Regions from separate parts of the Homo sapiens genome. Here region 1 is linked to region 2. A link is a contact called in ENCODE Hi-C or POLR2A ChIA-PET data. All regions are on one chromosome and are shown on one strand. The core of a region is the stretch at or near the end of the contact, and the rest is flanking DNA. Distances in the headings are between cores, read along the strand shown.

Region 1 (3,890 bases), core at 580-3,079, 110 kb after region 2:
TGTGCCAAACTTAAACATACTGTGATCTCAAGAAGTTTAGGGTTGCTTCAGAATGTAAAATTAATCAATACAAGATGGGCCTACAATTTAGAAAAACATATCCCTTTTTCCTTTAATTCTTTTTCTGTTACTACTATTTTGTGAGAAAAACAGCAGAAATGTTACAGAGTAAAATGGACCCGTTTGCTTTTAAAGTTTTGTTTTTTGTTTGTTTGTTTAGTTTGTAATTTAGAACCGTTTGAAACAACGTTTCTCAGAGTGTGCTCTGTGGAACAGAGGGCCCTCAAAAGGTACCTCACCAGAAAAAGCTGTCTTGTCAACTAAATGGGGAAAGTACTCCGTCGTGTTTCCTCTCTGAGAGGCTCACAATGTGTGTCACCATCTGGAGGCTCTGCAAGAATGGAGAGTAGTAAAAGAAGATTTTTCACTTTAACCCAGCATTGTTTGCTTGGCAAGTAGATCTGTTAATATCCATGGATTGTATCTGGGGAAATACCAAGTTTTTCATAGTTACTTAACCCTTGAATATTTATCCTCCTCAGAGCATGGAAGCAAGCAGTAGAATGCGATCGTTGATATATGGACTTTAATTTTTTTAATTTTATTTATTTATTTATTTATTTTGAGATGGAGTCTTGCTCTGTCACACAGGCTGGAGTACAATGGCACGGTCTCTGCTCACTGCAACCTCCGCCTCCCAGCTTCAAGCAATTCTCCTGCCTCAGCCTCCTGAGTAGCTGGGATTACAGATGTGTTCCACCACGCCTGGCTAATTTTTGTATCTTTAGGAGAGACAGGGTTTCACCACGTTGGCCAGGCTGGTCTCAAACTCCCGACCGCAGGTGATCCACCTGCCTCAGCCTCCCAAAGTGTTGAGATTACAGGCGTGAGCCACCACACCTGGCCAGATATATGGACTTTAGACTCAGACAACGTGGGTTCAAACCCCAGTTCTGCTATTTGCCAGGTGTGTGACCTTGAGCAATAGCTTAACCTCTCTAAATGTCAGTCCATAGCTAAGCTGCCAGTAAATATGAAGTTCATTGAGATTTTTCTTCCTGAGCTTGTCATTCAGAAACAAAATGATAGATTTGCATGGATGATGGATTTCCCAACAGGTCAATTTTCACATCTGGAATCTACTTTAAACGTGCTCTACCACATCAAAGTCTAAGGAAGTCAATCTCACTTGGAGGCACACTGCAGAGACAAGTAGGCCTTCTTCCTTGTCCCTCTGTCCTTTCAGACTTCTCCCCCTCTTGTTCCCTCTCTCTTCTTAAGCTTTCCAGCTCCACTACTGCTTTGGCTAATTTCTTTGGGTTCCCCCTCTCTCATTCACCCAGCACCAGCTGAACTGATTTAGGTTTACCTGGCTATGCTTTCCAAATCTAATTCGACAAATATTTACTGAGTACCTAGGTGGTCCTTGAATCACCCTGAGCACCCAATTCCAGGATATGACTTCTTCAAAGGACAGAATTGGAATGTTTACATAATATGAGGGAAAAAAAATAAAAGAAAACACTTAGCTTCTTTAGCAAGCTATCTGATAAAATAGCTGAAATTCAAGAAGCCCTTTAGTTAGGAGGGAGAGATTGCGAACACAACAGGAAGAAGCCCCAGGCTGAGTGGCAAAGGTTGAGATTTTCTATCGTAAGCACACCTCACCCAAACGCTTGCTCCCTGAAAGCTGCTGACGGAGCTTTGGCGAGGGCTCATCCTCCCGTTGGCTGATAAGCGAAGCCCTGTTTTATATTTAACTCGCTGCAGTGCAGGAGGGGTAGGGGTGGAGATGCGTCGTTTATAAGGGGAGCTGTGACAATCTTCTTGCCAGCCCTCTTCCTCCCACTCGGCTCCTCTTACGGAGTCCTCATTCCACCCCCCTTGTTTCCGCATTCATCCTGAGTGGCTGGTGGGAACGTGAAAAGGGAGAGGAAAAGGCGCAAGAAGCCAGAGAGAGGGGTGTGGGAAAAGCGAAAACAGGCTGCCAAATCAGGGGATTCCTTCCAATTTAAAAAGGAAGTCTGCTGACGTTAGTTAGTTAAATTTAACATCTTTTTATGTGTAACACTTGACTTTGGAAGCAAAAATGAACTTTGCGGAGAGAGAGGGCTCTAAGAGATACTGCATTCAAACGAAACATGTGGCCATTCTCTGTGCGGTGGTGGTGGGTGTAGGATTAATAGTGGGACTTGCCGTGGGCTTGACCAGATCGTGTGACTCCAGCGGGGACGGCGGGCCGGGCACTGCGCCAGCTCCTTCCCACCTGCCTTCTTCCACGGCCAGCCCCTCAGGTCCTCCTGCCCAGGACCAGGACATCTGCCCGGCCAGTGAGGATGAGAGCGGACAGTGGAAAAACTTTCGACTGCCGGACTTCGTCAACCCAGTCCACTACGACCTGCACGTGAAGCCCCTGTTGGAGGAGGACACCTACACGGGCACCGTGAGCATCTCCATCAACCTGAGCGCTCCCACCCGGTACCTGTGGCTGCACCTCCGGGAGACCAGGATCACCCGGCTCCCGGAGCTGAAGAGGCCCTCTGGGGACCAGGTGCAAGTCCGGAGGTGTTTCGAGTACAAAAAGCAGGAGTACGTGGTGGTCGAGGCGGAGGAAGAGCTTACCCCCAGCAGTGGAGATGGCCTGTATCTCCTGACCATGGAGTTCGCCGGCTGGCTGAACGGCTCCCTCGTGGGATTTTATAGAACCACCTACACGGAGAACGGACAAGTCAAGTAAATATTAATTTTTGCTTTACCTCCCTTAAGCTCACATATCTGCTTTCCATTTCTTTTCCTTTCCTTTTCACTTTCCGCTTTTAATTATTTTGTTGGTCTGATATTGATCGGCTCTTGGTTTCAATTCTGGCTGTCCATCTGGGAAGCCAAAATTGTTGCCCTATTGTATTTCCAAACCCTGTCATAAAACTTGAAAGTAGTGAATGAGCTTCGTAGAGTCAAAAGTCAGTGTAAGTCTTTTATTCCATCAGGAGAAATCATAATATACTGCACCCTATCTTGAAGATTTCCATAAATTATCTCAGGTTTGAGAACTGCCTTTGGTAAATTTCACTAGTGATATTCCCAGGCTATGTAGCAATATATATACAGCAATATATATGAACTTTTAAAGTGGTATTACACTAAATTTACGTGAAACATCAGTAAATTTCAGTTATTATTTTGTCCATTTTTTTTTTGTCCAATGTCTCTTTTTTGGAGAAGAGAGACATTGAAAAATCACATGTGATCCACAGAATTGTCTTTGTGTCTTCATCTGGAAAGGAAGACAGGACTGTGTTTTTTTCTGTCTCCGATGGCCAGGACCATGCTTTACACATAGGCTTTCAGGAAATATTCATTGAGTCCACACATCAGTGGCATAGGTAAATTTGGAGGCTTGTTGCTCATGATACAATGTGCAAACATAATGCTAAGCCTTTTACAACATAAAAGATATATTAAGTAGTTAAATACATACAAATATTTGTATACAAATATCTATCTAGATAGATAGGTATTTATTCCACTTTCCCACCTATTTGTCTAGCCTTTGTATTGATCAGTGGCTACTACCAGAGCTATGTTAAAGGCATAAACTCTCTCATTGAACTCCAAAAACTTCCTTCACACTGTGGATGTAGCCCTTGCATCAGGGAGGAAGGCTACACTACACCTTGTGTTGTGTCTGGACTGCTTTGACCTTTGCTGGCTTAGATTCTGAAGAGGTAAATGATTAAGAAAGCTTCTTGTCACAGTTTAGAGATGTGAGTCTTGGGCCAGTCCACCCACAAATATCCCTTTTTTTCTGTTGTTTTAAGCATCTTACAGAGCAAGCAAATTTTTTGGTCAAAATTCTTTCTATTGTTTGTCAGACAGACCCACGGACTAAA
Region 2 (3,823 bases), core at 816-3,315:
TCCTTATTTTTGCCTCTTGGTGTTCAGTACCAAAGAGGCTTGCTACTGAAGCCATACCTTAGGGCATAAGGATTGGAAAAGACTTGAAAGATACGCAATTCCTATTTTCCTATTTTTATCTGAGGCTAGGCTTACATCCCCAGATAAAATGGGAAAGAACTGAACTGTCTTGATTACTGCTGTTTCCAATGCCTAGGCAATGTTTGGTGTACAGGTGCTAGACAAATATTAGTGGAAGGAATACATGATTTGGAATGAGAAGTTCAAAGCCATCATCACATAGTCTTTTTTCCTAGCACCAATATTTCCATAAATATTTAAAAACCTCATGAAAGTCCGTAAAGACTTTCATGACGTTTTTAAAAAGAAATGGCATTCAGTGGCTATCTGTGGTTCTCTAATGTCGTGGTGCTCAGGGTGGATCTTTGCAGAGCACACTGTCAGAGGACCCCTGTTTATCAACTTTTTTTTTTTTTTTAGAGACAGGGTCTTGCTCCTGTCACCCAGGCTGGAGTGCAGTTGCATGATCATAACTCACTACACACTCGAACTCCTGGGCTCAAGTGATCCTTCCGCCTAAGCTTCCCAAGTAGCTAGGACTAAAGGAGTGTGCCACCACATGTGGCTTGTTTATTAACTTCTTGAGTGATCCCTGTGATTTTAATTGGAAAAGTTCCCTTTGCTTTCTACTCTAAACTTCAGCACACTACACTGATGATGCTTAAACAGCTGCTAGTTTCCACTCTAGAGGAGTCTACTTTTCAGCGATGAGCAGGAGAATGCCAATAAATAGGGCTGAAGCAGGGTTCCTGGAATAAGGTGTGAGACTCAGCTTATCCTTATGGGATGTGTCAGGTGAATCATAGGGCCGTCATGGAACTCCTTGCTCACCTACGCTCCTGAGAGTTTAGAAGATGTCCTCCATATCATTAGTTACAGGACCTATCTGTATATAATTACTTCCTGGTTTTGACGTAGATGACCCAAATGACCAAAATCTTCTGTCATGATCAGGCCGTCTTCCAGTGTTTTAGTCAGTTTTGCTGATAGGCGATATTTAGATAAGCCTTTTAAAACCAGTCATCTTATCTAAACTTTTAAGCTCTGTGCTACCTAAATATATGTCCAGCCCATCCCTTGTGTTAGTTTACTACTGGGCAAATATTCATAAAACAATGAAAAAGAGTTCTATATTGTACTATTGAAAACCATACTTGAAGCTAACCCCATATCCTTGATTACCCATTCCGCTGTCCTGATGGATCTCTTCCCTATCTTCCCTTTAGTTACCAGAAAAGTCCCCTAGAGTAATGGTTTTCAACTGGAGGGAATTTTGCCATCAGGGGACATTTGGCAATGTCTGGAGACATTTTTGGTTGCCACAACTTGGAGGATGCTATGGGAATCAGAGACCAGAGATGCTGCTAAACATCCTTCAATACACAGGGCAGCCCCACAACAAAAATGATCCTTCTCAAAATGTCGACAGTGCTGCTGTTGAGAAACTTCACTCTAGATTATGGGGGATGTTAATATCATGGGGGATCACAATAAGGACATCTCTTGTTTACACTTATCAAATTTAATTTTATTGACATTAAAATAATAAACCTGGTATTTATAAATAGGTAGAGGAAAACACACTGTCTTAACAGAAATGATAAAGATAAATTATAAAGCACAACTTCGTGCTAGCCACTCTATTCGGTCCTTTATGTGTATCTTCATCTCATCCTTACAATTCTATGAAAGAAGTATTGCTCTTTTCCCCGTTTTACAGGAAGGTAACTGCAGTTCATAGGTGAATAAATGTGCTTAAGTCCACATGGATACAAAGGAGTAGAGCCAGGATTTGGATCCCAGTATGACTACAAAGTCCACGTTCTTTCCCCTATAGCTTCAGAACGATCTTTTTCCATTTGGAAGGAGAGCACAGAAATAAAATGCTCAAAAATTTCAATCTCATCTTCGATGACTTTTCTTATTTCCTTTCAATTAATTCACTTGACCAGAAATTCCTGTTCCACAGCAAGTCAGGCAGAGCAGCCCATCCCCTGACTCATTTCCACAGTTTGCAGCCTGCTGTCTCCAGCTTGCCTCTCAAGCACAATCCTCCCATGCATGGGAAAGCTGTGGTGCACTGGAGACATCACACTGTTCTTGTGGTTTGTGGCCAAACTCCCTCACTGAGCCTCCCTTTTAACTGTTTCCTGGCTCGTTTGTGAATGATTTTGTGGCCTTTTCCCCCAGAAAATATCAAAGACTACCATTTTGATGTTCCCTGGTGAAGGCAGTGGCCTTTTTTTCAATTTTCTCATTTATCTAATATTGCTGGGATAATGTTTAGCCAAGCCCTACCCACCCCATTTCAGAATATCTGCTTAGCTAGGTCTAAATATGTATATAAAACTTTTGAGTCACTTTAATACTGTACCATAAGGATGTATACTCTTTTACACTATTATAAATATTTCTTCTGGTTTTCTCAGTATGAGCAGCCAGGGCTAATACTTCAGGGAGATCCTTCTCTTCTCCTTAAACTGAAATCATGATTCCTGTGCTGTGGGGCCTTGAAGATGATGAAATGAAGTTCATTAAATTATCTAGCTGTGACCTCCTAAGAACAAAAGATTGACTACTTGGCAAAACAATTTAATTGAAATCCTCATCCACATCTCAAAATAAATTTTACTAAGCTCAGTGATGTATAGAAATAAAACATTCTTTTTTTTTTTTTTTTTTGAGATGGAATTTCATTCTTGTTGCCCAGGCTGGAGTGCAATGGTGCAATATTGGCTCACTGAAACCTCCGCCTCCCGGGTTCAAGTCATTCTCTTGTCTCAGTCTCTCTAGTAGCTGGATTACAGGCAGATGCCATGATGCCCAGCTAATTTTTGTATTTTTAATAGAGACAGGGTTTCACCATGTTGGTCAAGGCTGGTTTCCAACTCCTGACCTCAGGTGATCCACCTGCCGAGACCCCCCCAAAGTGCTGGGATTATAGGCGTGAGCCACCACGTCTGGCCAACATTCTTAATACTAGATGAAAATATGGGTGAGTATTCATTTTATCTCTAGATGAAGAAAGACTTTTATGTACAAAAGCAATGAAAATATTCTCAAAGGAATAGAGCAATCAGTTGAAGAACCAAAGCATAGTAGACCTTTCTTTATAAAAATTAGAAATAAAATTAGAAGTCAGCCATGGAGGTAGAGATTGAAAGGGGGAAGGGGAGGTGTCTGGGTCTAGGATGCTGATAGTGCTGTGTTTGTTGATCTGGGTTTGATTGCATGATAGCTACACTTCTCACTGAGCAGTACACTTATTTTATATTCATACATACCTATATAGTCAATAAAAAGTCAAAGGCAAACAGGTAAAAATATATTTCATGGGTGTGACAGATAAATGTAAAATAATAATGAAATTTTAATAATAAAAAAATTGACCATGGACAATATAAATGACTAATAAACACCAAAAGAGTTTAAAATGTAATTATTTCTAAAAATAAAAGCAATGTATGCATATGATTAAAAACTCAACAATACAGAACAACAGAAGGAAAATTAAGTTTACCTCATTCTTCCTTGACTCAGTCTTGCTCTTCTGGAAGAAATCATTATGAACAGGTTCTTCTTCATTCTTCCAGAAAATTTCTATGTATATTAATAATGGAATTATACTATGGTAATGTTCATATTATTATCCTTCCTGAAAATGTCTATGCATATACATATATATTTAAACCAAATGAAATCATACTGTACTGCATATTCAATTACTTTTTTTTTTAGCTGAACAATGTCTTCTGAAGGTTGT

Evidence for each region. Hi-C counts contacts between places; a loop is a spot of excess contacts on that map. ChIA-PET counts read pairs that join two places held with the same protein, here RNA polymerase II (POLR2A). Pooled maps may share reads with other maps.
Region 1: a loop to region 2 is called in a map of left cardiac atrium, with 2.3 times the contacts of the local background. The contact joins the promoter of ENPEP here to the enhancer-like site in region 2. A Hi-C loop is called at or near these places in 7 of 168 maps with a recorded cell type or tissue (heart left ventricle, heart right ventricle and left cardiac atrium) and 3 of 50 pooled maps. POLR2A ChIA-PET finds 5 or more read pairs at or near these places in 1 of 52 experiments (IMR-90).

What each region holds. Positions count from the first base shown.
Region 1 is chr4:110,474,326-110,478,215 of GRCh38, forward strand. ENPEP (glutamyl aminopeptidase) reads left to right here and starts at 1,830. Exons shown (of 20, transcript NM_001977.4): 1 at 1,830-2,733. The coding sequence starts at 2,090.
Region 2 is chr4:110,360,011-110,363,833 of GRCh38, forward strand. No RefSeq gene overlaps it. Among named protein-coding and RNA genes, the nearest start is that of ENPEP, 110 kb to the right of the region's middle. Within about 2 kb of position 2,066, at least 2 of the 41 ENCODE cell types and tissues checked have a DNase peak (open chromatin) inside an H3K27ac peak, as active enhancers do.